Linked DNA regions of Mus musculus: all the other regions are linked to region 1. A link is a loop called in an ENCODE intact Hi-C map of the cell type or tissue named here. Cell type or tissue: left cerebral cortex. All regions are shown on one strand. Region 1 overlaps Gm33484 (a long non-coding RNA gene). Region 2 holds the start of Gdap10 (ganglioside-induced differentiation-associated-protein 10). Region 3 overlaps Prkar2b (protein kinase, cAMP dependent regulatory, type II beta). Region 4 has its middle 56 kb from the start of Gm33380.

Evidence for each region. Hi-C counts contacts between places; a loop is a spot of excess contacts. Peaks named below come from ENCODE experiments on the same cell type or tissue, not always from the same donor. Only the 100,000 strongest peaks of a DNase experiment are listed, where the experiment ranks them.
Region 2: a loop joins it to region 1, with 4 times the contacts of the local background. A loop is called at or near these places in 11 of 42 quality-filtered maps.
Region 3: a loop joins it to region 1, with 6 times the contacts of the local background. A loop is called at or near these places in 5 of 42 quality-filtered maps.
Region 4: it touches region 1 in a loop (5-fold over the local background); 41 of 42 quality-filtered maps call a loop at or near these places.

Annotation. Positions count from the first base shown.
Region 1 is chr12:32,893,300-32,901,299 of GRCm38, reverse strand. All of the region lies in intron 2 of Gm33484 (a long non-coding RNA gene), which reads left to right. Among named protein-coding and RNA genes, the nearest start is that of Gm33484, 12 kb to the left of the region's middle. In left cerebral cortex, a CTCF peak has its summit at 3,611 (motif pointing right); DNase peaks (open chromatin) are centred at 3,632 and 4,608; H3K27ac peaks cover 938 bases.
Region 2 is chr12:32,823,359-32,831,358 of GRCm38, reverse strand. Nampt (nicotinamide phosphoribosyltransferase) reads right to left here. Exons shown (of 11, transcript NM_021524.2): 2 at 1,036-1,192. Gdap10 (ganglioside-induced differentiation-associated-protein 10) reads right to left here and starts at 7,243. Exons shown (of 1, transcript NR_045032.2): 1 at 4,440-7,243. In left cerebral cortex, a CTCF peak has its summit at 4,156 (motif pointing right); DNase peaks (open chromatin) are centred at 2,967, 3,774 and 4,170.
Region 3 is chr12:31,963,814-31,971,813 of GRCm38, reverse strand. Prkar2b (protein kinase, cAMP dependent regulatory, type II beta) reads left to right here. Exons shown (of 11, transcript NM_011158.4): 7 at 4,500-4,601; 8 at 6,625-6,699; 9 at 7,851-7,916. Among named protein-coding and RNA genes, the nearest start is that of Hbp1, 18 kb to the right of the region's middle. In left cerebral cortex, CTCF peaks have their summits at 3,852, 4,054 (motif pointing left) and 7,150; DNase peaks (open chromatin) are centred at 5,758, 6,200, 7,289, 7,521 and 2 more places.
Region 4 is chr12:32,633,652-32,641,651 of GRCm38, reverse strand. No RefSeq gene overlaps it. Among named protein-coding and RNA genes, the nearest start is that of Gm33380, 56 kb to the right of the region's middle. In left cerebral cortex, a CTCF peak has its summit at 4,022 (motif pointing left); a DNase peak (open chromatin) is centred at 4,015.

The sequences.
Region 1 (8,000 bases):
CTGCTGTTTAGTATGATTGTGGAACCCTTAGGAGGTGGAGACTCGTTGGGGGACATATATGACCCAGGGCAGGGCTTAGAAGGTGTATAGCCTCACTCCACTTCCTGTTTCCTGCCCCACTTCCTGTTTCCTCTCTTCTGTTTTTTGAGTGTGGATAGAAAGGTTCAGCCAGCTTCCTGCCTCACCTGTCTTCCCCACCTGTGGCCATGCCCTTCTTGGCAGGGTGGACTCTCTCAGGAACTGTAAACCAAAGTAAGTTCCTACACTGCTGCTGTTTGCTGACATATTCTATCCCAGCAATGAAATGTAACTACAAATATGGTTTGTTTAATCAGGTCTTTGTTCCTCCTCCTTCTCCTCTTCCTCCTCTTCTTCTTTTGTACAAATATTGCTTTACTTGATATAATTTAGTGGGTATATCCACAGACAAATTTCTTTGTAGGAGATAAATTATAGAGCAAAAAGTACTAAGTTTTATGTTTCAAGAGATATCGTTAAACATTTCTGAAACCTTGTGCCACTTTATGCTCTCCCACTGACAAATGCCACATCTGTTGTAATTTGTGTCAGGAAAGAGCTATTTGTACTTTCCAAGTGACACTGTTGTAACTGTTCCTAGTGTTTCTATTTTCTGTTGGTATAACAAAATACCTGAAGGTGGAAACTTCACAGAGAGATTACGTTTATTCAGCCTTCAGTTTTGGAGGCTGGAAAGCCAGGATTCTTTGTCCTTTGATGGGTGACCTCATAACAAGCATCACCACGGAGAGAAGACCTATGGCAGAAATCACATAAGAGACCAGAAGCTTGAACGAGCCAAGGCCAACTTGCCCTCTTTATAACCAGAGACCCCAGAACAGCATCCATCCTTCCCGAGGACAGCATCCCCACCTTCAGCCCAGGCTCTTAAGGCTTCCACAGCCTCAAACCCAGCACTCCGGAGACTCAGCTCCAGCTGGTGGGCTTTGGAGGCCACAGTCAGACATTATCCAACTACAGCACATCACCATACCATTGCTGCAATGCTTTCACCCTGGTTCTCACAAGCAGCGGGTGAGATGGTCCTCCGCCACTGCCTCACTTCTCACTGAAGCTTGGGGAAAGTTTGTTGTTGTTGTTGTTGTTGTTGTTGTTGTTGTTGTTGTTGTTGTTGCCCTGCCTTCATTTCCCCACCCAACTCCACAGGAATCTATTTCCTTATCCCACCATGTTGAGTTAGACATGGGACTCCTCTGGGTAGAGATCTAAATTCAGTTACATGGCTTAGCTCGAGCATCCCATTGCCCTTGAGGTGAGTGTACTCGAGCTGGTTCAGGTTTCAGAATGACGCTCACAGTGCCCTGTAAGAACTGGATCTACAGCCCAATTCGACCACCTTGGCTGAGCCCCAGATCTGAGAGTGAGAGAGACATGCCCATTGGGGTACATCACTGAGAGTTGAGGTTTGTTTTGTTATACAGTATGATCAGAGGATTACTGCATGAAAGCTACTTATGAATTTTGTTGGTACTGGCAATTGTGCCGTGTGCTTTGACTTTGAGACAGGGCCTTACTAAATTGTTCCTTCTGCCCTTGAATGTGTTCTGTATCTAAGACAGACCTTGAACCTGTGATCCTCCTTCTGTAGCCTTATGAGTAGCTGGAATTTCAGGACTGTGCCACCAGATTCAACATCGCTGCTGTATTTTAAAACACTGTATATGTGTAAACACACATGTACAATTTTATAGATATACCTAGAATTTATAATTGTTATAAAGGTTTCCATGTTTTTTTCCTTTTTCCTTGTTAAGGCAGTTACTCTGTCTTTATTCTCCTATCCACAGAAACCCCCTTCCCTTTTCAAGTAACGCATGCTGTCAACCTACTGTGTGCCTGCCCATTCTTACTCTGCTGGCTAGCTTTTTGTTTATTTGACACAGATTAGACTCATCTAAAAGGAAGTCTCCACTGAGAAAGATCCGGCTGTGGGTGGGCCTGTACAGCGTTTTCTTAGTTAATGACTAATGGGGAGGGTCCAGCCCACTGTGGGCTGTTTCACCCCTGGGCTGTGGCTGTGGGTGCTATAAGAGGGAGCCATGAGAAGCCAACCAGTAAACACCACTCCTCCAGAGCCTCTGCAGAGCTCCTGGCTCCAGGTTCCCACCCACCCTACATTCCTGCCCTGACTTCCTTCTATGCTAAACAGTGATGTGGAATTGTAAGAAAAATAAACTCTGCTGGTCATGGTGTTTCACATTAGTAATAGAAATCCTAAGACACCTTTACTTATATTCCTATATATTCATTTAAAATAACAAACACAGCAGGTGATAGCCAACTAGCTGAAACATTCAATATTACTATATCACTGTATGCTACACACACACACACATCTGACATTTTGTGCTTTCCATAGTGGCACAAAATTATGAACATTGTTGCTTTCTTATTATTCTTACAAAGAAACATCTCAGGCCTTAAATTCCAGTGTGACATGCATGGCTTTCTCACTTATCATGGCTGCTGTATGGAGCCATAATCAAACCAGCCTGATATGTCAACATTTGGTCCACAATGCTGTGTCCCTAAGGCATCCATCTGGTCCCAGGGATGGTGGGCTGATGATGGGTGGTGCATTTTGCTATATGGTGCCAGCTTCTTGTGTTCAAATGTGACAATTCACATTCATAACTGCCAACAGCATTTAGGAAACTATTTCCTTCTTCCACACTCCAAGAAATAAGTAAGTGGCTTTCTGGGTTTTGTCAACTATATAGGCAAAAGCAATCCTCTGAAACTGTGTACCGGGAATTTCGGTATCTTTGCTTATTCTAGTGTGCTATCTCAACCTTGTTAATATCTGCAAGGGTTTTTTTTTTTTTTTTTTTTGGATATTGATCTTAACCATACATTGAATTTTTTTTTTACTCTAGTATTTGTCCACTGATTTTGTTTAGGTTCTTGTTTGCCTCTGGCCCAGCTCCCATTTTCCATGTCTCTCCCCTAATCTCATCTCCTCTCTTTTTCTTTCCTTTCCACCTGCTTCAGTGTGGCCACTTTTCTTCCCCTTTGTTTTGTTCAGTCAGCTCTCGCTTCTCTCTGTCCTTACCTCCTCTTGTCTCTAGCTCCCTGTGTTGATTTTAAGTGCAGAGAGCCTGGCTTGTGTCATCTATACAGCTGTGAAAGACTAAAGGTGACTGGAGCAGACACAAAGAGGCACCAAATTCTCAATTCTCAGAACTGGGTTGAGACTTTGAGAAGGTTTCCTTTTTCATGGAGAACCACCCCTAGGCCTCCTGGAGAGCCTAATCCCATAGGTCTGGTGTAGGATGCAGATGGTGTGTGTGTGTGTGTGTGTGTGTGTGTGTGTGTGTGTGTGTGTGTGTGTGCAGGACATTCCAGTACAGTACACAGTTAAGACCAACAACCTGTAAATGAGGATTGGAATGGGGGAACTGGGCTGTTGATCCCCAGTGTCCGTACCTTGCTTAGAAGACTGAAATCCAGGTTGTTGAAGTCCCAGGTGACTTGCTCCAACAGCTGTACAGCTCAGCTCAGTGCAGGACAGTCTGAGTCTGCAGGTCCATCTGGGCAGGACCTGTTCAAAAGGCAGCACAGCTGAAGTACTCCAGGTGGCCAGAAGGTGGCAGTGTAGTCGTGTGATACTCAGGCGACCTGCTGGCCCGGAGGATGCTAAAGCCAGACTGGCAAACCGTGAGGTGGGAGGGATTCTCTGGCCCTCTGACGACCAAGTTCACCCAGCATCTATTGAAGTGAGCTATCTCATGTCAAATACTCTCATTTAATCTTCATGGAAGCCCCAAATAAGGCACATTATTTCTCATCTACCAAACGGGGAAGGTAATTTCTTTGTATTCAGCTACAGTTACTGTATGTACTGCTTCCTCCAGTGTCAGCATATTAACACAAGAGACACTCCATTCATTAGTTCATTCATGCTGATCATTCCTTCCCTGCCCTTCTGTCCTCTACCCCTTCCAGGGACAGCAACGATAACTGCGTTAACCAAGGAAACGCAACGTCCATAGTTGTTCGCACTTTAACAGGTCACTGAGGAAGCAAATAACGGTTGGATCATGATGACATAAAAGCCCTGAGGTGGCCTCTGACACACAGCTAGGACAAAGGTCACACTGAATATCTGTGGACCCAGTGCGGGACCTTACTTGGCTAATGTGACATTACTGGATGATCCCTCACAGCAGTTTTCCAGGGGACATGGCTCTACAGATTCTCACCGTCTCTATGGCTCCTTTTCCTTGCATCTATCTTCATGCTTCCCTTGGCCATCAAAGGGCTGTGCCAGGCTGGTGGCCACTGAGAGAGGAGGGCTTCCCAACTCATCTCCTTCCTCTAGCTCTGCCTCTCTCCTGGTGTCAGCATCATCATCACACAGGCCACAGTAGCCCAGGCTCTCACACCTACCTGTGCTAAGTCCATCCATCTGTCTATCCATCCACCTGTCTGTCCATTTGTCCATCCACCTGTTCATGTGTCCATTCTTTATCCACGCATCCATCGGCCCTCCATCCATCCACTCAGATGCTTCCAGCATCCAGCCAAGGCCTGAGTTTGCCAAGGCTAAATTTAACCCGCAGCTGCCTCATCAGATGCTGGATATTTTCAGTGAGGAGTCTCGGGCCGCTGAGCTGGAAGCCTCTGAGGGCTGCTGGCCAGAGCTTACACCCGTGCTTTGGGTTGAGCTCAGCATCCAGGCTGTTTCGAGAACTTGTCTCTTCCACTCTCTTCCTTTTAATTTTTAAAGAGATATTGTAATGCTATCATTTCCTCCTTTCCTTTCCTCCCTCTAAACCTTCTCATGAACCTCTCCCAAAGATGGAACGAGCAACAGCCGAGAGCCAAAGAGTCAAGTGACTTAGAGAAGCGGATTCTACCCCACCCCCACAGCACTGATGGTACCGGCACCCCTCACAGCCCGCAGAGCTAGACTTCAGGCGAGTCTCTGGTGGTTGTGATGCCTGAGGGACTAAGCTTTGTAAACCTGTCTTCTGCTATCCCATTGCTGGGACTAAACACCAAGTACTAACTAGGTTTAGGTATTTTATAGAGAGCCTTTTATTTAAGACATCAAAGATTGGACTCATCCCTCAGTCCCCTCACATCCACCCTGATGGAAACTGAGGCAAGATGAGAGCAAGTGACAGAAGGACAGCTCTACACTGTCACCTGCACACTGTCACCTGCACCCTGTCACCTCCACCCTGTCACCTCCACCCTGTCACCTGCATAGTCACCTGCACACTGTCACCTCCATACTGTCACCTGCACCCTGTCACTTGCACCCTGTCACCTACACCTTGTCACCTGCACACTGTCACCTGCACCCTGTCACCTGCACCCTGTCACTTGTACCCTGTCACCTGCACTCTGACACCTGTACTCTGTTACCTGCACACCGTCACTTGCACACTGTCACCTGCACACTGTCACCTGTACCCTGCCATCTCCACACTGTCACCTGCACCCTGTAACCTCCACACTGTCACCTGCAGCAGCCTGAGTTCTCTTTATAGACCACCACGGGGGGGGGGGGGGGAAACCCTGATCCTGGGCTGCCACCTGGGCAGGAATTTCAGGATGAGCCAATAGGAGACAGAGTTGGAATTTACTAAAAGCAAAAAGGAGGGCAGCTGGGGAGGAAACACAGGTGTGGGCTGCTCACAAAGGAGTCGGGTTTCAAGAGTCCTCCTGGTGACTATGTCTGGGTTCTGGAAGCGTCTGGGGTTCGCTGCTCAGCAGGTTCCTAAGGGACACTCCCCTCCCCTACCTCTCCACTCTTGAGATTAGAAGTTGGCACTGAAGGTGCCTTTGGTGGGATTGCAATCCAGTAAGGCGCCAGGAGGAGCCCCGTAGATTGCACAAAGGGTTTGTTTAGGACCCATCTTTTCCTGTTAAGTGTGGTTTCTGGTGAGAGCCTAGGAAACCACAGGTTTGCAGGTGAGGTTTGCAAGGCCTTAAATGGATGTCATTGGCTGTGTTGTCATCCTCGACTCTCAGCTGGTGAGAGGCTTCACCCAGCTTCTGAGCTGAAGGGCACCTTTCATGTCCACGTTCCTTAAGCTTCTGTCCTCCCTCAACAACACAGAAGTCTACCACTTCAGTGGCCAGAGATCCCACCGCTGTATAGAAAATAGGGCAGGAGGCGGGACTCATATGCAAGGTCTGTTGCATCATGGGGATAATGACATTAAACTAGTACTGTCCGTGTCTTCCAAAGTATAATTTGCTAATGTAGCAGATGGCTCCATCACAAGCTGTAATTTGTCCCCAAAGACTCCCAATGCATGTGGCTTCCTAGAGTCAGTAATTAGCCTTGGCAATTAAAGATTAAAATCAGCATAATGTTGTTTAACTATGCCCCCTAAGCAAGCCATAGCATTTGAAGAATTTCTAGGTATGGCAATATACATTTGAAAAACTGTTAACTAGATAGACTGATAATTTGAAAGTCAACTCAAGACCCACTCTGCAGATCTGTGTTTGTATACTCGCATTACTATCTCAGCTATTTTTTGCATGTATATGTGTATGATGTGGCTGTGTGTATGTTTCCAAATGTGGGTGTGAGTACATGCGTGCGTGCTGTTGAGTGTGCACTTGTGGGAGGGTGCACGTGGAGGCCAGAGACTGACAGAAGATGTCTTCAGTTGCTCACCACGTTATCTTTTGAGACATGGTCCCTCACTTGAATCCAGAGGTCATCAGTCCAGCTAGTGAAGCCAGCCAGCTTGCTCTGGGGACCTGGTCTTCACTCCATGAGTCATGGCATTACAAGGGTCAGCATGCCTACCTGGGGGATAGGGATGCGCAGGGTCTGAAAGCAGGCCCCTTACTCCCTGGGCCGTCTCTTTAGCCCATGTATCCCAAGTGTTCACCCTTACCTAATTTTATTACATTTTAAGATTTAATCTTATTAAAAATAAGATTTAATTTGTGGGAAGTGGGGACCGCTGGTTGTCTTTGCCACTGTTGGTCCCTGCTACTCCTTATGCTCAACTTTATCGTTGGTTCATATCTGTCACTCTTGTCACTTTGTATACAGAACGCATCTCAATTTTGTCTTTTAATGGATTAATCACACTTATATTCAATGAGTTATTACCTCTTTTTTTTTAAAGATTAATTATTTTATTTATTTATGTCCCAAATGTTGCCTTCCCTCATTGCCCACCTCCCAGAGCTCTTCACCACCCCCCTCCTCTTTGCCTCTGAGACGGTGCTGCCCCCTTCCCCTACCCCGGCAACCCCCTCTCCTACTTCTTCTTTTTTTTTTAACTTTATTTTTGTGTCTGTATATTAATAGAACAAAATAGTGGGCTTCACAATGTCATTTTGATACCTTCATTTCTTCCATTTTTGCTTGTCTTTTGAGACAAGATCTCTTTACATAGTTCTGGCTGTCCTGGCACTCACTTTGTAGACCAGGTTGGCCTTGAACTCAGATCAGCCTACTTCTGCTGCCTAAGTGCTAGGATTAAAGTGTGCACTGCTACCCCTGGTGTGTGTGCGTTTCTATACTTTGTTTGATTTTACTTTGCTTATGCCTCTTATCCTGTGTACTACTTTACATGGCTTGATCAAGTAGCCATTTATTCCCTTTCTTCCATTAATTTCCATGGCTTCAGTAGAGTATAACTGCTATAACATAAACAGCTGCTTAAAGTCTGTATACAGGGCTGGTGAGATGGCTCAGTCAGTAAAAGCGCTGGCCACACGAGCCCGGGAGCGTGGGTTTGATCCCGGGAACTGAAGGAGAGAACCAGCTTTGGAGATGTGCCTTCTGACCACGTGCGTGCCCCGGCACTGCGGTGTCTGAGTAGCCACATCCCCAGGCCCTGCTATGGAGCAGCAGCTTCCTCTGTGTAGCTCTGGCTGCACGTGACATCGCCCCTCCCCCCACCTCCGCCTCCTGAGTGCTGGCATTGCACTGCAGACCTTTATATCCAGCTTTACTTTCAATGTTGACATATTTTCCC
Region 2 (8,000 bases), 70 kb after region 1:
AATTTATGATCTTTAAAAACAAATATAAACTCCTGCATTTAAAATACCCTGTGTAGTCTCTTTGTCATATAGTAGAACTTTTACACCTTGCTGGGTTTTCAGTAATGCAGCATGCCTGACCTATTTGACCTTAAAATAATTATCATTTGCAGAAAAATTATACTTAATCTATACTCAATTGAAATTATTTTGTTTCAGAAACTTCTAGATGTATAAGGTCTTTGGATCTGATTCTTTGCCTAGAAACTCCATTACATAATATGCTGTAAATGGCCTTGACAAACAAACAACCCACCATTACTGGGGGGTGTGTATGTGTTCTGTTTTGAATTGCATTTAGAAATAAATTCACTATTATAAATAGTTTTGAAAAATGAAACTTTAGGATATATCGGAAACAATATAAAAATATTCTAGTTAAACCTACTATAATTCAAAACCAGTTTCTGGATTAACAGTAAATCCCTCAGTGCACAGTAAATAGCTCTTAGTGAATGGTTCCATCTACAAGTAAGCAAGAGTGACCTATGAAGATTACTGACTGTCCTAAACTTCCTTTGGAAATATGCTTCAGAAAACCTTTCTCCATCTTAAAACACCACACAAACACACACTCACTCTCTCAAAATTCTAAAATTTAATGCATTTAAATTAACAGATCAAAAACATTTTACAAAAGTAGTTAAGCATGATGATAGCTCGACACTACAGTGTTAACATTTGAGAAGCTGAGGCAGTGGACTGCTGTGAATTTGAGGACAGTCTGAGCTACTCACCAAATTTAAGGCCAGGCTAGGCTACAGAGTAAGGTGTTGTAATAAAAAAAAAAAAAGCAAAACAAGCAAACAAACAAACAAACAAACAAAACCAACCAGAACCAAACCTTCCAAACAACACCGGCAGTGGTAATCAAGTGTAACTAAATATCAAAACTAGATTATTCAAAAAGTTACTTCAAATAACATAACATAGCAATATAGAAAAATATGAAGTCACATAAAAGCAGTGTTTTAAATGGACTGGGAAAAGCAATACCTTTTAAGTACTTATTAAGAATGTACTGCAACCCATAAAATACTGTTTCCTCGTATTTCACCTTCCTTACTTTGGAGTTTTCTGTCTTCTTTTCACGGCATTCAAAGTAGGAATAAACTTTGCTTGTGTTGGGTGGGTATTGTTTATAGTGAGTAACCTAGATAAAGAAAAAATACTTCCATTAGGAAACACTACCAGTACAGTCAAAGCACCACAGACAAGCCTTCCAATCATTTCCAAATCAGAAACTTTTTTTTCCACTTGCTACGGGTCAACCTCCCACCCTGGTGACACAGGGCAAGATACAAGCAGATCACCAAACTCCTTCCACTGATACCTCATCTTACCGTCAAACAAGCGACGGAGATTATACTAAGTGGGCTTAAAACCCTTTGGGTGGAAAGGACCCCACTTGGTCTTAGAGTGCAGCCTTTCTTGCAGTCTGAGGTACACAACCCGATCCAACAGACCAAGGCAGCAAATGCACACAGGCTGTGCACTTGTTTGCTTCTGGTGAAATGCCTGAGACTGGGGGCACTTCAGATTTGGGGTTTTGGAATACTTGACTGTACTTGTATTTGGGGGTAAGACCTGCCTACATGAAAAATGCTTTTATCATTTCTGTGTGCATGTTTGTGTGGTGTGTGTGCACATGTGCATGCAGGTGTGTGGAGGCCAGAGGTGACTTCGGGTCTTCCTCAGGCATTCACTGCTTCCCTTCTAAGACAGTACCTCTCATCAAACCTGGAGCTCATCGATTCTGCTGCACCAGCTGGCCAGCAAGCTCAGGGGCCCTCCCCTTTCTCTGCTTTGCCAGCACTGGCACTGTAAGCAGGTGCCAACATGCCTTGCTTTTCATGTCAGGTATTAAGAGATCAAACTCCGGGTCTCAGGCTTGTACATCGAGCACTTGACTGACTGGGCTATCTTCCTGGCCTCCATATTTTGACTGTGACTTGTTTTATGAGGTCAAGTTTTGAATCTTGACCCTGGACATCCTACTCAAGATGTTTGAGTTTTGGATCTAAAACATCCAACCTATACCAATACTATGTGTCAAGTCAGTGTCTCCTCGTGACCCACCTCTTTCTGCAACTATGAGGCACCAAGGATGTTCTTGACTGCCACAATTTTGTTCTACAGAAACCTGGATTAAAGCAACAGCAGCAGCAGCAGCAGCAAAATAATGAAAAGCAAATACAAAGCTTGTTTTAGGAGTTGTCGAGACAGCTCAGTACATAAAGGTACTTGCTGTTAACAATCCTGACAACCTAAGTTCCATCCCTGGAACACATGTGGTAGAAGAGATCCCTGCAGGTCATTCTCTGACCTCCACATGCGCACCTAGGCACACGTGTCCCTATACATACATAAACATAAAATGTAGTAAAACGTCTAAAAACAAAACCAAAACCTCCCATTTTGTTGTTTCTCACATTGCTTTTTAACTATAAGTTTCTATATGATCTTAACTGTTATAGGTTTAAAAACATGAAAGTCTTCTAACAGCTTTTATTCTATGGATTTGGTAAAGGCCACTGTTAAAAACTTAACTTCCATTTGAAGAAAAGTTACTCACTAGACTTTTAATTTTGTTTTATAGTGTTTTTGTCATACTAAGGCAATTAATTGTATTAAATAAGCCATTTATTTGAAAATGTACAAAGTTACTGTCAAACAACTAGAGAAGTGTGTGTTTGCACAGGGGTAAGAACAGAAAGAGGAACTTTAGAATTTAAGGTACAAGGGTAAGTCACAGCCATGGCGGACCAAGCTTCACGGGTGAGCACAGCTGATACCGAATTTCCTGCAGAGCTTTGATTTCAGGTTCAGGAAAGCCAGTGTTTCTTTGGCTGCACAGCCTCATTCTCAGTGAAGCTCGACTCTATCCTAAAGAATCTTCGTAGCTCAGCATTAGCCCTCTGAAATAAATGCATTTCCACTGTTATTTCCGAACAACCACCCTCTGTGCTTCCTCCCAGCGAGGCAGGCTGGCAGCTCCCTTCTGCTGCACACAGACAAAGCTGTGTGGGGGCAAATCTCTACAGAAGTCGGACTTTCAGAGCCTGGGTCCTACAGTTCCATTCTGTTTAGACACAGCAGAAAACCATAATAAAAGGCACAGGAGCCTGTGGCCTGATACCACTGTCAGTTTAAGGAAAGCTACAAAAACTAAGGGAGAAAGCTACAACAGAACCACAGTAATTAAACCCATTCATTAATCTACAGCCAGGCAAACCAACAACCAGCCAGCCTAACAAACAAACAAACAGCCCAAGGTAAGTGTATTTATAAATGACATTTCAGTTAATAGTTAAGCTTACTGGGGAAAAGATGACCCACACTTAAAATATACCCGAGATATTTGTAACCACAATATCTTCCAAGCTACAACCTTGTAACTCGGAGCTGAAGTAGAAGAAAAGGGAAAATGAAATAAAGGTCTGGACCACACCGACCATGCTTTATAATACTCAGTGTCATAGCAGTATCTCACGGCATCTGCCCTGACCGGAGTTTAGTAGTCCATATACTACTTAGCAGTGTATCTAGCTCCTATGGGATGTTATAATTTGTAAGGCAGGCTGAGGGATGTGTCAGTGGGGAAACACTTGCTGTATAGGCATGAGGACCATTTGGATGCCTGGCACTTACAGAAATGCAAGTGGTGGCCCGACTGCAATCCCATCACTGGGAGGTGCCGACAGGGTCCCCAGAACAAACTGGCTGGCTGGGCTAACTGAACTGTTGAGCTCTGAGTTCAAGGGAGACCCCGCTTCAATGTTATTTTGGAGAACAACTGAGGAAGATACCAGACATTAATCTCTGGCTGCCACACATGTTCATACACCACGTCTGTACAAACAGAATATCCAAGAAGCATGCAAACACGCACACACATACCACATACATAAAAATATACGAGGCTAAGTCAAAAGAGACAAAAGTTGAATGGAAATATCTGAGTCATTTAGCTCTACCAGGGTCTAAAAGTATAATAAAACTTACCATCATAGCTACACTTCTATAAAACAACTAATGCCCTTCTTCTTCTTTTTTTTTAAAAGATCATTTATTTATTTTATGTGTATGAGTGTTACCACATTCATGCAGTGCCTGGGGAGGCCAGAAGAGGGCATCAGACCAGAGGGTTGAGTCACCACGTGGATGCTAGGAACTTAACTCCGTTAAAAGAGCAGCCAGTTAGTGCTCTTAACCGCTGAGCCATGTCTACAGCCTCAATTTTTAAAGCTTTGTTTAGGATACTTTTTTATAGTGCTTTACAACCCACTTTTGCCTAAATATACAGAATGTGGCCTATGTTTAAGGAAGATGCCATTATTTCAAAGTTGCATAGGCTGAAGTAAAACGACTCATATTTTACAATCTTAAGAGAAATTAAATTTTTTTTTTTTTAGAGAAAACAGGTTAAGAATTTAAAATGTCTGCAAATTGACAGGTAATTAACCATGAAAGAGAACTGTTAACCTATGAACACAACATGCTGTTATTAGGATAATACAGGGATGATTAGATCTAGTTATATGGGAATACACAATGGCTAACGGGTACTACGCAGTTTCCGAGTGATTACTCCAAGAGTACAGTCAACAGGTCTAGCTTACTAGTTTGCTGCCCTCGTTACTTCCAGCTAAAGTGGTGAGTGAGCTTCATCCTTAACTAGTCAGTTCATTCACAAGCTCACAACCTGTTTGTTCTACGTGCCAGGCCTTACGGTTTCAGACACCAAGGGAGGAAAACAGGCTGACATAGTCCTGGTTCTCACAGTGCTAATCAGAGAAAAACAATACTCAGACCAAGCAACTACAGATTAAGACGGATGCTATGAAAAGTTGAGGAGAGAACAGAAGGGACCTAGGGAAATTTCTCCAAGGTGATGACATGTGAACAAGACTCAAATGACAAGACAATGACAAGACAGGAAACTCTTCGGCCTAAGGGACAGTACAGAACAACGGCCTGTGTTGCTGGTCCTTGGAACTGTAGGTAAGAGATCAGACGCAGGCACAGGCACAGGGGTTGAGAAGGAGCTCCCATTGTGTATTAACTGCAATGGAAGCCTCTATGTCTTAAGCCAGGGTAACTGTAACCTGATTCGAATTTTTTTTAATGCTGAAAATTGAATCTAGGCTCTTACATATGGTAAGAACATGCTCTAACACTGAGCTACAACTCCTAGCCCTCCTCACAATTTCCCAGTCTGGGGTTGGGGGAAGATAGATGGCACAGCTGAAAGTCTGTCTGTCTGTCTGTCTGTCTGTCTCTCTCTCTCTCTCTCACACACACACACACACACACACACACACACACACACACACACACACACACCAGCATAAAACAATCAGTCCTGCAGACAGAAAGAGAAACATGGATTACTGGATGCTCAAAGCAGAGTCAGGAATTCAGAAGTTACCGCCCACAAGTCAGATAAGGAAAAGACCTACCCAGTGTTTCTGGAGGTAAAGAAGGGTTAGAGCTGGATGTGGAGAGCAAAGAGACATCACGGATACCTCCTAGAGTTTGGTTGAGCAACTGGGTTAACAATGGTGCCATTTACCAGGAGTAGTGGCACACACCTGAAATGCCAGCACTCAGGGAAGGCAGGAAGGTTACCTTGAGCTGGAAGGCCAGCCTGGGCTACCTAGTGAGTAACAGACCAACCACAGGTATGTTTCAAACCCTACTTCAGCTTCTTTTCAAATAAAGGGTTCGTTTATTGAGTCAATGAAGACTATGGGAGGGATAAGTGGGAAGATCAAGAGCCCAGTCTTCAACATGAAGCAACACTAAATCAGTTTCGTGTGCTCAGTTAAGTGTATGAAAAGGAAGATCTTGACTCCTGTTAATTTGTCCACTGCCTTAATTTCTATTGCTAGATAAAATGATTCTATGAGAAATAGAAAATTCTTCACATTCCCAGGCAACCTTACTAGTAATCGTTCCTTGAACTGGCAGGGTCCTCGGTGGCTAACAGCTCTGTGAGGAACACAGGAGCCTGTGAATATAGCCTTTAACAGACCTTCACTGCACCTGCTTTTCTGATGAAAAGGTGAGCTGTCTCAGGGCCTGGAGAGATGGCTCAGCGATTAAGAACTGGACTTCAGTTCCCAGCACCCACCTGGGAGCCCACAACTCTCTGTCGATCCAGGTCCAAGGAATTTAGAGGGACCTGGGACACATGTGGCACACAGACATGCATGGAGGCAACATATCTATTGTTAGTTTTCTTTTTTAGCTAGGAAAAAAAGAAGTTCCTACACGCTTCTAAAAGATTAGGTGCTAGACAATAACTTTCGATGTCTAGAATAAAGAGGTTCTAGTTCCATGTTTTAACACAGGGAGCTTTCTCCAAAGCAGGCTGTTAGGCTGTTAGCCAAGCAACTACATGACTACACTCCATCCCCAAGTGTTTCTACCCTTGCGCCACTAGAACAGTGGGGCCTGAGGATAAAGGCACACTTAATGTAAGCAGAATCCTACAGGGGAATGTGCTGGTTTGAATAAGAATGGCCCCCTAAGGCTCATTTAAATGCCTGGTCAGCCGGAGCGGGACTATTAGGAAGCGTAACCTTGTTGGAGTAGGTGAGGTCTTAGTGGAGGAAATGTGTTCACTGTGGGTGCAGGCCACCCAATTCTCCTTCTTCGGCCTTTGAATCAAGCCTAGCTCTTCCAGCACCAAGTCGGCCTGCAGGCTGCCATGCTTCCCACCATGATAATGGACTGAATCTCTGAACTGTAAGCTACCCCAATTAAATGTTTTCGGAGAGTTGCCACAGTCACAGAGTCTCTTCACAGCAACTGAACTCTGACTAAGACAGGAAATTAGGTGTAATTTTCTCTAGTTGCTCCTTTAAGGTATTCCATAGGTTGACCTGAGATACTTTCTCAAGATCTTTCCTCATAAACTGATATCATATCACCAAAGGCAACTGGTACTCACTTGCCCACTTCTTCAGTTACACTTGTATTTTTAACTGGTAAGAAATAATTAAGAGCCAAAGTTTAAAATGCAATGGGCTAACATATTCAATGCCACAGAACAAGTTCCATCATATGGGCAACACCTACAGCAGAGTAGGCTCTACTATCCCCATCCTGGCTGACACCCTGCTTCACTACAGCTAATGCAATATATGGGGGAAAAAAGCAAAAGTTATCTGCTTCCCAGGAGTTTTTAAAATTTGTGAAGCCCTGGAAATTTGCTGCCACAGAAGATAATTTGTTGCAATTCAGCTCTGAAGCATAAACTGCTTGTAGGAGTTGGTTCTCTCCTTCCACCATTTGGGTCCCCGCCTGAGAGCAAGCACCTTTCTTTACCTGATGTTGCCAGCTTTACTGTCTTATTTCAACTGTCCAAGTTTCCCCTACAACTTATAAAACTTACTTGGAGAAATATATTTAAAATATCACCCTCTTCCTTAGGACAAGGTCTCATATAGCCCAGGCTACCCCATACTTCCTATGTAACCAAGGGTGCTAGGTCTACAGAGGTATGTCAATGACTGCTACATGCATGTGTTTTAAGGACAGGAGAAAAAAAAAAAAACAACAACAAAAGACCAAAACGCTGAGTCCTAGCACTGCCCCTCCTCAGTGGTAAGTGCTGGTGCCATGGACCCATGTCCCAAGCCTGTAGTGTTTACTCAGAAGCACGGAAGAGGAGATTACAAAAAATGGGAACCAGTGAGAGGAAAAGATTGGAAGTTCCAGTCAGAACCAACCTGGTCATATGATTCTCATCTCTCCAAATCTCTTCTGCAATAATTCTCAACTTCCTGTGTTCCTCAGCCATTGGCGAACACAATGTCTGCCGGTTTCATTGCCACAAGGAAGTTAGGCAGCTCTTGGAAGCGTCCCTAAAACCAACCTTTCTCCACCCTGGATTGTAACGCCATGTTGTTCCCTCTGGGTTCCTTCACTCCGTATAAAGGAATGACGGCAGA
Region 3 (8,000 bases), 930 kb after region 1:
CCTTTGGGAATGACATCGGATCCACAGTGTTCCTTTCTTGTCCATGCTTAAAAACCACAACAGCTGGAGCGCTGACTCAGTCAGTAAGGTGCCTGCTGGACGAGAACGAGGCTCTTTGTTGGATCCCCAGAACCAATGTAAAAAGTTGAGCAGAGTGGCTTGTGCCTTTAACTCCAACGTCGGGGAAGCAGTTGTGGAGACACACAGATCCCCAAAGCTCATGGGCTAGCCGGTCTGGCCAATCAGTGAGCTTGAGGTTCAGTGAGAGACCTTGTTTCCGAGATGGAGAGCAACCCAGGAAAGACATCTCACATCAGTCTCTGGCCTCTATATGCACATGTGCATCGTGCACAAGCATCCGATCACACATACGCACATACCCTCAACTAACAAGTATGAATACTGTACCACACACACATAGACACACACACACACACATCCACAGCCTTTTTCTCAACTAGATCTCTGAAGTAAGTAGTGTAGTCTGTAAACCAGTGATTTTCAGAGTGACCAACTGAAAGTCACAACTGGGAACTTCTTAGAAACATCCCAGGCATCCCAAGAGCTCCTGCACCAAGAACTCTGGAAACGGGGCACAGCAAGCCTATACTGGCAGGAGCCTTCCATGTGATTCTGATGTGTGCTGCACTTTGAAAAAGCATGGGAAAAGAGCGAAGGAAGCAAGCAAGCAAACAACAACAACAAACAAACCAGTTCTCTTGGTAGTGGTATTCAATGATTGGCATTGTAGAGTAAAATACCTGTTCTTTTCATTTCCGATACTGGAAAAAAAGTCTTGCCGGGATTCTACACAAATCTGACCATTGTCTTTGGGTGGGACATGGATGCTAGGATGGACTGAGCATTCCTAATCCAGAAACTCAAAGCTTGAAATGCCCCCAATCCAGAACTTTTTTGAGCACCAACATGATTCCACAACTATAAAATTCTATACCTCCCCTACTATTACAGGTCAGTCAAAATGCAAGGCGTATTACACTTCTTATACTTTACCTTTAGACCATGTATATGAGATATATATGAACTATGAAGTTCATGTTTAGACCTGAAACATGCTCCCAAGCTTCTTCGTTAGGATTTCTCAGGATCTGGGCAGTTGGGAGTGGGGAGGAGGGGGGAGAGTGGGCGGTGGGTAGGTGGGGGGTGGTCTCAGGTATTTCAGACAGGAGATTCTCAGGCTGTATCTTTAAATAAAGTCTGAATGGTAGAAATTCTGTTAAGTGTTGGTTCACAGACATTTTTGGCTGAGGCGCTAGAGGAGCTGTGTGGGTTCTTTCACCAGGTAGCAGAACGCAGAGCTGAAGGGCTAACAGCTCACTCTGGCTTTAAGGTGGGGTTCTCAGTCTTTGTTTGGTAAGCTTGCAGACCCCCCTGGGAACCCACTTACCTAAACCCTGCAGATTGCACATGTGGGATCTCAGGTGAGCCTGGACTTGTTTGGAGTCAGCTCCCAGGAGGTGTCCACACTGCCTGGCGTCACACGTCACCTCAGGCCACCCGGACGATTGTTTGGGACACCAAACAGTACATCCCGTGTTCATGAAACGCAGGTGTTAGGTTTCCCCCTCAGCTCTTTGTAGAAGAGGTTGTAACTGTCCGGTTCCAGAGGGTTGCTGAGTTACAGAGTGTACCATTCATCTCAGCCTTTGACTCATAAAACATCTCCCTCGAAAGAAAAAAACAAGATACTTCAAGCTTCTTTTTTATTGGAGCCAAGTAGTCATTGTATGCCTATTAAATGAGTCATTTTTATAAGTTATGGGATTGAAAAAAATGGAGATTCTTTCACGTAGAAAGAACCACACCCCCGAGTATGTTAAGGATGCCTTAAAACTGACAGAGGAGCCGCATCGGAGCAGACATCTCTGTGCAGGAAGGACTCAGAGTGTGGGGTGGGAGGGGTGTGGGGCCAATCTTGTTTCCATCATGACTTGCTTGATACAGAAGGGGTACCCTAAAAGTCCCACTGGAGTTGCCAGTCAGGGTGTCAAAGAATAATTAGGTGTCTTCACACATCCTTAGTTCAAGATCACATATTTTCAGATTGCCCCCCAAGCCTGGATGGTTTCAGCCCTGATGCTAATGGTAACCAAGGTACAAGGGCTCGGAGTTTTTGTGTGCACAGTTCTTAAACTTCTAAGAAAAATTTCAGAGATTTCTTTTGGTGCTTTATCCATGTTATTGACATTTATAAACAGTGATAGTTTTTGAGGCATGCATAAGTGCAATATCTTGAAAATTATAATGAGCATACTTTCATCATATTTGAAACTTGCTTTTTAAGAATAATTTGTATACCCAGTCACTTCTAGGGGAAGTTGAGGCAGAGTGGAAATGTTAGAATCCCACAGCCTGCAGCCTGCCCAGTGGTTGTAAGTGCTGGTGTAAAGAGAAGCAGTTGGCAGAGAGGAATCTTCATCTTAGAGCCTCACTCTGGAAATAGCACCCTGCAGCTCTTAGCCCTGAGAGATTAGCTGAAGTCGTGGCCACACCAGTGACTCAGAAAGGCCATTGTGGAGGTGACTGGGAATAAAGCTTTTGAAATTGGGCTTCCTGGATTTGTTCAGTCACAGTGGTTTGTGAAATGGCAGGCAGTTAATAGACAATTCTTCCTGAGATACACAATTCATGATTTATTTCTAAATGGCTAAACTATTTCAGGCCTTCTCTGTTTTAACAACAACAAAGGTCTGTCTTTAAAATGTACCTGCTTCCCAAATCTGACTGTATATGACAATCACATGGGACACTTTTATAGATATAAATTATTTCATCAGACATGTAGCGATTTTGATTAACCAACGTCTTTAGTTTTAAAAATTATCTCAGCAAGTTCTGAGACAGGCTTCAAAAGAACTCAGTATTTTTGTGAATTAACTCATAAAATTTAGAAATATGCTTTATTATATTTACTTTTTATTTTGTGTACTGGGGGACCCAGATGTAGAGGTCACTTGTGCCCTGCTGACTGAAGGCAGGCCATTAGGCTTGACAGCTGGCGCCAAAGCACAGCTGGCATCTAAACCAACTCTGGAAACAAGATGTTTAACTTCCTAGTGTCTCATTCTGCCTGGCTGTTAGCACAAGCCACCAAAGATGGCGCAGGCATCGACATCTCACTGATCTGGGGGTTGAGAACTCTTAAGATTCAGGCACAAGAACTTTGGTGCCTGGAAGAGGGCCAGCTCTTAGATGTCCTCATTAGTGGGAGGGGCAAGGCAGTTCTCAAGGGTCTTTTATGAGAATTATCTAATTCTATGACAACTCCACACTCGTGGCCTAATCACCTATTAAGGCCTACTCCAAGGACCATGCTGAGGGTTAGGATTGCAACACACGGACTTGAGGATGGACACATTCAGTTCACCATGGCTAGAGTTATATCTGTCGTATATTGGCATAACAAAGTATTGATTAAGTAATATCCAGTTTTAATTTTACTAAAATGGTATCATTATTCACTGGTGTATGCCAAACTATGTGATTATGGGATATTTACATAAGAATGAAAACATCTTATGAGAATTTCTGGAACATAGCTTTATGAGATGCTTTGTGTAAACATTTTTGTCATTCCTAAATTAAGTTCTGCATTTTCTGAGATCATAAAAATATGAAACAATTAGACTGTAAACGTGGTAAATTCTGGGAAAAGACCTCAGCCAAGAATACTGTTTGCTTGTACTTTCACATTTTCAAAAGGAAAATTATGATATTATATGGGTATAAAAAAGAGCCTAATAAAGAATGAATTCTTTCTGGATTAATTCTTTTCACAGTAGTGTTTCTTGTAGATTTCGTTTCCATGCATGTATACTTCAAGAACATGGGAGCCAGTACCTTTATTTCTGTGTCTTTATGTCTTACTGAAGTAGATATTTAAGAAAATAATACTACAAAGAATACACTCCCAGACTGAGTCTGTCCTATTTCGTTTTTTATATAAAAATTCAGATCTTGTCCTGTCTACTTAATTGAATTTGTTACCCTGCCATCTACAGGGAGGCAACGGTACTGGGATTTTTTTTTTTTTATAGGGTGACAGTGCCTCCTTGTGGACTCTGTCTGAATCAGTGGTTTCACCCTTTAATATCATGCTTTAGGTTGTAGTGATCCCTAATCCTAACATGATTTTGTTGGTACTTCATAACTATAATTTGCTACTGTTATGAATCATAATGTAAATATCTCATATGCATCCCCTGTGAAAGGGTTGTTCAAACCCCCAAAGGGGTTGTGGCCCACAGGTTGAGAATCACTGGTCTAAATGCTACTTTTTCTAAGAAAAAAGAAAGAAAATTTTATATGGTTTTATAGCAAATTTTGTGTCTAAAGAAATAAAAATATGTAATTTTTTATTAGTTGATTATAATTATGCTATAATCTTTTACTTCTGAAGTCTTTAGTTACTGTGTATGCCTTGTAGGGATTCCTTGTTCCAACGGTAACTCCGTTTGTATTTGCTGTGCTCTCTTTAGGACAGGGTGACCTTCAGGAGAATAATTGTAAAAAACAATGCCAAAAAGAGGAAGATGTACGAGAGCTTTATCGAGTCCCTGCCGTTCCTCAAGTCTCTAGAGGTGAGCTGAGCTGTCACTCTGCTGTGCTGGCTGCTTTGCTAGGAAGCACTCGTGTCCTGAAAAGTTCTTGTGACCGTCTTGTGAGGCTAGCCATGCTGGGAACCTGAGTTTAATCCCCATATGAAGGTGGGAAATGTCTCCTGATCTCCACACAGAGTGTGTGTTATAGTACCCTAAGAAATAACGATAATGAAGGTGGTAATAACGATAACAAGAGTTTTAAAGTATATTATATTTTACTATGAAAAGAACAGATGGCGATATAAGATTTTTACTGCTATTTCTTTTACTACATGTAACAACATTTTATCCTGCTTTTTGGAAATAAGGCTCTTTTTTGGACTTTATAGCAAGTCTACAGGAGCTGTTTATCAGATAACAAGTGTAAGCAGGTCAGCATCCACTCGGTTTTCTCCCCACTAGCACTCATGTGTCGAAAATCATCTCTACCCTGTCTTCAGAATATCTTCAGCATCCAATCATTTTGTTAACTTCACCAGCCCCACCTTCTGTCCGTATCTTCATTGCCTCCTGTATGACTTTTATCAGCCACCTACAGAAGAATCCTTTTAAGTTCCAGATCAGGGCAGTCTTGCTAACAACCTTCCCAGGACAGGATAACTTTGAAGAAGGCCACCGAGGTCCCTTGTCTGTACCTCTCAGACAACTTTGCTAACTGCTGCACTTCCACCCTGCCATAGACATTAGCTTCCTGCTGTTGCATACGCATGCCAGCCCTCCCTTCAGATCTATGCATGTGCTGTCTGCCTAGGACAGCCTCCCCCACAACTCCATGGCTTCTCCATGAATCTCCTTCATTTCTTAGCTCAAATGCCTCCTCAGTGAGACCACCTGTTTCTTATCTTTGAAGGTTCATGAAAGAACCGTTACCTTACAAATTCGGCTCTGCCAAAATTCATTGTGAAAGTGCTTTTCTAGACATTTTATAATAGATAAAGCCTCATATTTGAACTCTCTTGAAAGCGATTATAGAGAACTAGGTACATGTTCCCATGGTGTCGTAAAATAGCAAATGTTGGCGTGGTCGTGTCTCTGTGAGTCGCCGGTTTATGCCTGGGAGAAACTTGGCCATGTTGTGGAATGCGCAGACAGCTGATCTTCTTTAGAAACTCCTGTCCTCAAATAGAATGTATCAGGGAGGTAATCCAGTCAGATAGAGCCATGTGACGTGACAGAAAGCAACCCAGGAAGGGACTTTGGCAAATCGGAGAACATGTGCTCCCTCTAAGGGAACAGCTGCCATTCCACCATAGCTTTACTGCTGCCATATGGAAATTTGGGCTGGGGGTTGGCTGAGTCTTCTGGTATTTTACAGGAAACTAGAAATACGATTTTGTCTACTTCAGGATTCTAGCAGTTAATGTAGCAACTACACAAGGGAAAACAGTTGGGTTTATTTAACTATGTAGGCCGTCCCTTGTAAACATGTAAACCAGGTAAGGCTACGTGATTGGTCGGTGTATTATCAGGCTTCCCCAGAGGAACAGAGTTTATATCATACATACATGCATGCCTGCCACTTATTAGAGTGGCTTATAGGCTGTGCTCCCACAAGTCCAACAAAGCCTGTCTCCTAATGGAAAGTGCAAGAATCCAATAGTCCACTAGGATGGGTATCTCAGCTGGTCTTGAGTATACTCTAGAATCCTGAAGAAGTAGGCTCTAATGCCAGGCTGGGAATGGACTTGCTAGTGTGAGAGAGTGAAGGCAAGCAGGCAGAGGGAGCAAGAGCTTCCTTCTTGCACGCCCTTTATTTAGGCTGCAGCAGAAGCTGTGGCCCGGGTGAAAGGTGGATCTTCCCAGCTCAAAAACTGGATTAAAGATGCATCCTTCCACCTTAAAAATCTGGATTAAAAACGGGTTTTCCCATTTCAAGTGACATAAGGGAAAATAATCCCTCCCAGGTGTTTCCAGCCTCTTGGGTTTTAGTTAATTCCAGATGTAGTTAAGCTATAACCAGAAATAGACACCACAGTCTCTAACACGGTGCTCTTCTTTGTAGGTTTCTGAACGCCTGAAGGTGGTGGATGTGATTGGCACCAAAGTTTACAATGATGGAGAGCAGATCATTGCTCAGGTACGGTACTGAGCTGCCATTCCTTTAGGCTTACATTCCAGAAGGTTCAACTTTGTTTTCATAATTGGTACGCAGTATTAGATTAAATGAATATTTCTTCCACCAGACAACTTATCAAAAATGCTTTTGCAGCTGGTAAGTAATCTGGATGTTTTTGTTTATATAATTTATTTCTAATGACTGTGCATTAAACCATTACCTAGCTGAGTAGTTTGCAGTTTGTAACATGAAATCCGCATGTATAGTGGGAGTAAGATGTCTTGTGTAAGAGGGAAAAGTGGGGGCTATTCCATGAAATTACCAAGAACCCAGGTCCACAGGCAGATGAGTTTTGCGTGATTAGCTCTTGAGATCTGCTTCCAGATAACACTCACCAGAAGGAGTTCACATTGTACCATGTGCAAGCACTGAATGCATTAATAAGAATCCCCTCTAACCCTCATGTTTTTCTGAACTCCCAGTGGGCGCCAGTTGTATTACAGTACCTGCTAGCCAGAGAGCTCGTAGAAAGTAGGCTGTATAGACAGTTGAAGGGTGCGCATGAATGAGTGGGTTTCTAACGAGAGTTCATGCAAAAACCAGGAATACTGGGGGTGTACGTAGAGAAGGCGCCTTTCGTTCCCAGCAGTCTTTTCAGAGCCGGAAGTACACTGTCATAGACTGACATGTCAGCTTGGTGCCTGAAGGCCGTAAAAGCTCATCTATTGCTTCCGAAAGCTCCCAGTTGCTTTTGCTCCTGGCAAGTCTCTGTGCTAGTGCTAGTTGCCTTGGGTGGACACAGTGCTACTTTCCTAGGATTGCGGAATGACTGACGTAGCCTGCTGGTGGGAGGGGCTGCTGGGACACACAGCAGGGAACACAGAATGACTGACATAGCCTGCTGGTGGGAGGGGCTCCTGGGACACACAGCATCTGCTATCCTTTCTTGTAAACTGCTCAGCACAAAATTTTGAGGTTACTTGCCATATTTTCTGGTAGAGAATGTATTATTTCGAATGCCTAAGAAGTTACTGTAGAATTATCGTAACCTCAGGATGTAGTCTGGTCTATGACTTCACTTTACGGACTGGAACCTGTAGGCTGGCTTCAAAGGCATGATTTCAGAGATGCTGTGGAACTTGAACATTCACCCTGCATTTTTGTTTTAATAGGGAGATTTGGCAGACTCTTTCTTCATTGTAGAATCTGGAGAAGTGAAAATTACTATGAAAAGAAAGGTAAACAGCCCCCAAATTCCTCATATCCACAAGGAAAATATGGATTTTTTTTTTTAAAAAAGAACGATCTCAGACTTCAATGTA
Region 4 (8,000 bases), 260 kb after region 1:
ATTTGTATGTGGATAATGCAAGAGGCATTATCTAAAGGATTCTCATGCATACCCTAGGAGCCTGGGAAAGACTGATGGCATATCTGCCCAAGAAAGAGACTTGACATGGTACAGCCCAGTGGTGCATAACTGTCACTGTTATACTGGGAAATTAATCTGACAAATTAATTGTAGGGTATAAACTTTTCCTGACAGCCCCACACTATACTGAGTCCCTCTGGAGGGGAGTACCTGAGAGATGGATGTCTAACTTCCAGAGACCCAATATCAAGACCTCCTCTGGTTCAACCACACATTTGTTTCCACAGATGACAGCCCTCAATCCTGCTAGTCTCCTGCTAGAGAATAACTCTAAGGGTCCTCTGCATGACAGTCTTAAGGTGAGTGACCAGATCCAGTCACCAGGTTTGACCTTACTGACATTCATTGGTAACACCAGATGAGGTATTGTTCACAGATAGGAGCAGTTTTATCCAAGACAGGATCTGGTATGCAGAGGCTGCAGTGGTGACCCAAGATAAAACTATCTGGGCATGACCTTTAAGCAGACAAACCTCAAATCAACAAGCTGAGCTTTTAGCTTTGACTGGAGCACTCTGCTGAGGGAAGGACAAGACTATGACCATACACACGAACTGATACTGCAAAACTCGTGATGTCCATGGGTTTACACGTTGCTGATCTTAGCAGGAAAAGAGATGAAAATCTGAGAAGAAGCCTTAGACCTATTAAGAGATATCTGGTTACCCAAAACAGTGTCCACTGCAGAGGACTCATAAAAGGGGATTCCCCAGAAGCCAGTAGCAACAAAGCAGCTGATTTGACTGCCTGGAAGTAACCTGAGAACCAGTGGTGCCTCACCAAGGCTTGGTAGCCCTGTCAGAGCCCAGCTTACCAGTTACCTGGAATATAGCCTGGGTAAGATTGACTCAGAGAAACAAGAACTGGCAAGACAGTATAAATAGGGATATTGGCTACTGCTGGACAACAGACCCATCCTTCCCGTGAGTCTGGGAAGGTAACTGGCTTTGGATCTTTACCAAGCCACCCACTTAGTGACCACAGAAACTGTTAAACTCCTTAGACCCGGGTATTATGTTCCAAATTAGAAAATCCTGAATAAAGACACCACCTTTAGACATGTCACTTGTGTTCAGGAAAATCCCAAAGCAGGGAGGAAGGTCCCAGGAGAGATTCAGGCTTGAGAAAACTGGTCTGGAGAACACGGGAGTTGTACTTTACTGAAATCAGGCCCAAATATTTGCTGGTGTTTGTAGATGGAGGCTTCCCTAATAGATACCAAGAAAGTTCTTCAGGAAATAATACCTACATTTTGAGTGTTACTAGCTTTGGGGTCTGGAAATGGCTTGACCTTCATAGCCAAACTCTCAAAATCTGACAGTTATAAAATATCAATTGGAAATTACATCGTGCATATAGGCCATAGAGCTCAGGGGAGGTAGAAAGAATGAATAGAACTCTTAAGGAGATTCTGACCAAATTGGTTCTGGAAACTGATGAAGACTGGGCCAAGCTCCTTCTCTGCTCTCTCCTGCTCAGGGTCCAGTGTTATTGTAAGAAGGGGATTGCTCCTTTTGAAATTATGTCTGGGAGAATACCTCCCATCTTTCCCAACCTCTGACCAGAGTTTACTAATCCCGATGTACAATGCTGTTCCCATGCCAACCAATCAGTGTTAACTAGAGAAAAACCTTGCCATGGTCAGCTAAACTGCACAGAAAGGAGAGAAAGGAAAGACGGATCAGATACCCTGTTTACCTGGTCCCCATGGCAGACCACCTCTCTGTCAGGATTAGCTGGATCATGAGTCTTATCCTAGTCAGGCTATTAGTAGGACTCTGTATCCTCAATTGCATGACCAACTAAATTATTGGTCCCTAGGACCAACTATGCCTTCCTAGTACATGATAAGTAAACAACTTGACTCAGGCCCACAGAACGAGTGGGGAATGTAAGGCAGCAGGCACATGCAGCGGTTCCTTCATCTTGTATTCTTGCTGAGGCCATTTCATGCTTAACTAGATGTTGATCTCATGGATGGAGAATCCCATGAAAAAATTACCCAACTCTATTCTAGGAATTCAACATCAAAATACGCAGTAAACTTATCTCTGCTTCTGCTGACCTGCTTGCTTGCTCAGAACTACTCCTTCTACCTACTGCTTATTTTAGCTTCATGATGCCAGGGCATAGGTTTTCTCTTCAAAAACCCTGTGTGCAGGACACTAGGCACTACACTTAGATCCTGAATAACTGAGTATAGCCTTGCTAACTGAAATGAAGACTTTCAATAGGCCATACATTGTTTCTGAGTGGTCATTTTTGATGGACTCCCCATAACACTTTTGGCCATGTTTTATTATCCCAGAAAATAGAAACCTCCAATCAATACATTATTCTTAAGATTTATTTTGTTAAAGTGAAGCACAAAAAGAAAAAGATAAGGAGGTAGATAATTCACAAACAGATCCTAAGTCTACTTACTACATCTAAAGATTGTTAGATGTTCCATTTCTGATCTTAAATTGTAGTGGTGAGCATGAAATTAATATATCTCCACTGATAATCAACAAAGAAAGTACCAAGGGAACCCAGGAGAAATGCGCCAGTTTTAAATGATATATTAGCATCGTTCAGTATAATTTTTCAAATTTTGTCTTCAGACGTCACAGAATATTTCTACAATTAGCTCAAGTGCTAACAATGATAGCTGCTCTGTACCCCCAAGGGAAAAGAGTCCTACCTCACTAAAATTGGAGATACAGGAATCTACTGTGTCTTGGCGAGCAGAGGTACAGGGAAAAATTGTGTAATTTGTGGGAAGGGGATTGATGTTTGGGAAGAGAACGGATCTATACCATTCCTAGTTGCAAGGAGTACAGGGTTGCCAGGAGCCATTCCAATCCTCCTGGCTCCAGGTCTTTCATGAAGAAGGGATCAATACCACCAATGGTGTCTCCACCTGATGCCATTTTTTCCACTTAAGTCTTTGGAGCCTATGGGTGTCTATCTGTCTGCCAGATAAGATGCTGCAGTCCTTCCATAGTGTTTTCTAAGCATCTACTTGGAAAATAGCATTCTTCCCAACACTTACCCCAGTCCTTGACTATTTTATGAAAGAGCTTACATTTAGTGTGAAAGACAGATATGTGTACAATAAGAGGATGGATTCCGTGCAAGAACATGAGGGTCAGGCAGGCAGGGTACTGTTCGCATGAGAATGTTGAACAAGGCATTGCATGGACTGGATACTTGCCAGACACAGATGAGGAAGAGCAGTCCAGCTAGAGGGAAGGATGGAATAAAACCCAGCGAGATGAGGAAAGAGGTATATTTGACACAGCAGTAATGCCAGTGATATTGAATTAGTAAGTGTATGTCTGTATGTGTACAGGTTATGAGACAGGTTAGAAAGTTCCCTGTGTGCCACATTTTGGACTTTATATTTCATCCCATGGCTAATGGTGTGGACTTTTCAGTAGGAAGTCATGGTCAGTTCTGATATCCAAAGAAGTGACAGTGGCAGCAGTGGGGAATAGAGAGGGATGAGGCTAGATACCCAGGAGTCAGTGTGGAGTAGCTGAAGTTGTCTCAGAAATCCCAAAGAAAGTTAGTTTACCAAGACAGGCCATGGCTCAACTGTGATAGTGCATATGGTCATGAAGAAGAAGTCTTCCGTGGCAATTGTTCAATTGATTGACAGGATGAAAGCTTGACATTCTAGTGGGTGTACACAGGCTATCCTCAAATGAGATTCAAGGAAGTTGTGTGCTTAGAAACACTACTAACAAGTCTGTAGAGGAGTCTCTTCTCCCTGGCTTCAAAGGGATGATATTTTTTAAAGGGATGTGTTTGTTTAGCAAATGGAACTTTTGATCATGGAAGGGACCACACAAGCGGAGGGGAGACAAGACCTTCTTTGTTCACAATTTCTCTTCTGTTGAAAAAGTTTCTTTACCGCTTTTGTGCTTGAATTTTTCCCTGCTATTAATCTGCCACCTTGTGGCCTAATGAGGAATTTCAATTTTAAACTGAGAGGAAGGACTAAGAAGTCAATATTCCTTTCCGAGAACACAAACCCTGCCATAGCATAGCGCTGGCTGTGAAAAAGATCAAAGGAGAGCAGAGATACCCCGCTACTATGTAACCCCTTCTTCCCTGCTCACCAACGACGCTGTGGGATAGGAATTCACAGGGCAAAAGGAAGAACAGAGTCACAGGCACTTAGAATTCTGTGTGCTTTTCATCCTACAAAGCGATAGCTTGGATAGTGTCTTCAAATTTTAATGGAAAGTTTAATTGACCTAAAAGTTAAATAATCAGGTAAGATTATCATTAGCATCCAAAATACTGTATAGAATCATAAGACAACTTTGCAAACAGATAACAATTAGGCATCAAATAATCACTCTGTAAAGTGAAATGAATGACGTATGTCCACATATGCCTCTTAGCATCCACATGGCAGGTCACAGTCATCTATAACTCCATTCCAGGAAATCTGACACTCTCTTCTGCCTCCGTGGACACCAAGCACACACACACACACACACACACACACACACACACACTATATATATATGTGTATATATATATATATATATATATATACACACACACACACACACACATCCAGGCAAAACAATAAATAAATACACATACAAAATAAAAATAAATAGATCATTTAAAAATAAAAGGCCAGTTAAGTCACCTAGGGACTAGTATGTTTCTGAAATTTCTACTTTGATATCTTTATTCTAATCTGACTCCACAAATGCCCATGAGTTCTTTATTTTCTTTATAGCCAATCTTCTTGTTTTCTTGGTCCAGGCCTATTATTCTTAAATACTGTTACACAGAATACTCTGTGTTCTCCTCCCAGACAGCCATATTTTTAATTTCTCTCTCTCTCTCTCTCTCTCTCTCTCTCTCTCTCTATATATATATATATATATATATATATATGAATAAAGTGGTCTGTAAGCTTCTTTCTGAATGGGCAGCTATTTATTACAGCAGGCCATACTTGGCTGAGGTTAGCAACAAACCTCAGTTGCCTTTTAACATTCAAAAGAAATGCAGGGCCTTTGAAACACTGCAGGCTTCTTTTACTTTTCTTACTAATTTGGAATTCTGGCTTCCTTCTCTTTCAGGTTTTATGATTACTTGTTATTTTTGTTTGTACTCTTTTTCACAATGTCTGAAAGGATGGGAGAGGTGGGAGGAAAGGCCAAGGTAATTGAGTCCACCTAGCTGCCTCTGCAGTTAACAGCATGCCAATTCTAAACCCTGGGCTTCATTTTAATCTATTCTTTCACACAAAACAGCATCCAGTTGATATGTGCAGAATCAGGAGCATAGTCACCACAGCTGTCCTTTCATGTTTATGAGGTCCACACTTGGGGTATGAGAATTGCATCTGTTGAACATGGCTTAGGTTTTCTTGATATTATTCCCCTTTAAAAACCCATAAAACCATTCACATAGCATTTTTCTTGTATCAGGTATTATTAATAATCTGGATGAATTAAAGTATATGAGCATATACATCTAAGTGATAGAAAAATATTACTAATACATCATTATATATAAGGTGCTTGATACTTGAGAATTTGCACATCTCTGTATGTGGTGGAGGGAAACTAATTCTCTGAGGCTACCAAAGGATGTCTGTATTATACAAATGATATGGAAATTAACAGTGACTATAATAAACTGATGAAAGCAAGTTAGGGGAAAACAGGGCTTATTTTGGATTGTAGTTCCATGAGGTTAGAGTCTATATTGATGGGGAAAGCATGGGAGCAGGGGCAAGAAGCAGAGAGGTCACATTTTATCCACACACAGAAAGAGAGATAGGATGGGAAGTCAGTGAGGCTACAAACCCTCAAAACTCACCCCCCCCCCCCAGTGATGTATTTCCCAGTGGTGTTAGGAAGTGATGAATCTCCACTTCCTGACAGTTCTGTACCCCCCAAAACCATGTCACCAGCTAAAGACCAGCTGTTCAAATGCATGAACTTAGAGGGGCATTCTCATACTATAACAGTCCTGGGTCATGCCAGCAGTGTAGGTAACATGAATAATCAGAAATGAAAGTGATCAGAGGGTGCAAAGCCAGGAGGGAGTTCAGAGTAAACCTTAAGCTTGGGATGGGCACAGCACTTACCATTTGCCTTACAACGTTATTCACTCTACCTAGAGCTGAGAACTGTTTATGCAGGAAACACACTTCCTCTGTCTGTCTGAGCACTCAGAAAGGCTGCATTGCCTCCTAAGGTAAGATGAGATGCAGCTGTTAGCTTGCCCTTTTAGCCCTGTGAAAGACAGGTGATCTACTTCCTCCAGGCACAAGCTGTGTTAGCAGCTCAGTTCTCCCCAGCAAGGGGAAATGGAACTAATTCTGCCACCCTCAAGGAATAACTAAGCACGAACCCCTGCCTGTTCTCACGGGGTTACAACCTTTCTCTTTCCAGTATGCTTCTGGCTTTCACTTTCTGCATTTCCTTTCTCTTTCTCCTGGAAACGGAACCGAGCTAAGCACACCTAACCCAACTTCACTGCACCTTCCTTCAAGAGCAGGACCTGGCTCCTTGTTCAGCAGCTGAGGGTCTGCCTGATGTATCTCACCACACTGGACTTGTTTGCTATCAGTGTCATCATGCAGAGAGCTGAGGTCACAGAATCTAAGAGAACATGGGATTTTCTGTGTCTTCCTTTTGGGGCATTCTGGAACATTTTCTAAAGCCTAAACATCCTGGTTGTTCAGTTGCCTCTCCCTTTCCAGAAGCCTAGTGCTACTTCAACTTTGACCCCAACTCTGAGATCATCCTGGCTCTGAGACCCAATCAGAATCATTATCACCCAGCTGGAGGAGGGGAAAACATCACCATTCCTTAAGGAGTTCAGATGGTCATGACTGAGAAGTAAAGTTTATTGTAGAATATACACAATCTCCTAATGAATCAATCACCTAAGTCTACAAGTGTTTGGGTTTAGGGTTCAAGGGCAACACTAAGGTCAGTTATCTTTTGGGAGTTAGCATTTTGTTGGAGAGATGGTAATGCCCACATGGCAGAGCTAGGGTCCCTCCTTATATATTTTAGGGGAAGTGAGAGGTTCTATGTCACAGGATTGGTGCTTGCAGACTACCTGTCTGATTCATGGGCAGCCGGGAGAGAGGAATCTGTCTGCTTCGGGCCTGTAAGAAGAGTCTGCTAGAAGGGTGGGGAGAGTAAGAACTTAGGAAAGCAAATCAGCAGGGAAGCTTTTAAAAAGGCATGGCCCTGGCTAACAGAATCCCTCCCCAAAATCTCCCCAAAAGATGTAAGTTATGAAGGAGGGTAGGAAGAACTGGAAGCAGGAGGGTGCTTTGCTTGAAGACCATTGGATGCAACAGAAATGTGGGATTGCAGTCAAGGTGAGGTGAGATTGCCCCATAGCCACAGTAGACTCCACTCTGCTTTCACCATTTTGTCTGCTGCATCCAAACTGGGCCTTAAACTATCTCTGTATATTTCTGTATCCAGGCCAGACAGTCTGCCCATTAGTCAGAACTGTCATATGGGTTGAAAGCCATTGTGAATCTAAATAAAGAAGTACCCTTTTCTCTTCTTTTCTTTTCTTTTCTTTTCTTTTTTTAATTAGGTATTTTACTCATTTACATTCCCAATGCTATCTCAAAAGTCCCCCATACCCTCCCCCCACTCCCCTACCCACCCACTCCCACTTTTGGCCCTGGCGTTCCCCTGTACTGGGGCATATAAAGTTTGCAAGTCCAATGGGCCTCTCTTTCCAGTGATGGCCAAGTAGGCCATCTTTTGATACATATGCAGCTAGAGTCAAGAGCTCCAGGGTACTGGTTAGTTCATATTGTTGTTCCACCTATAGGGTTGCAGATTCCTTTAGCTCCTTGGTTACTTTCTGTAGCTCCTCCATTGGGAGCCCTGTGCTCCATCCAGTAGCTGACTGTGAGCATC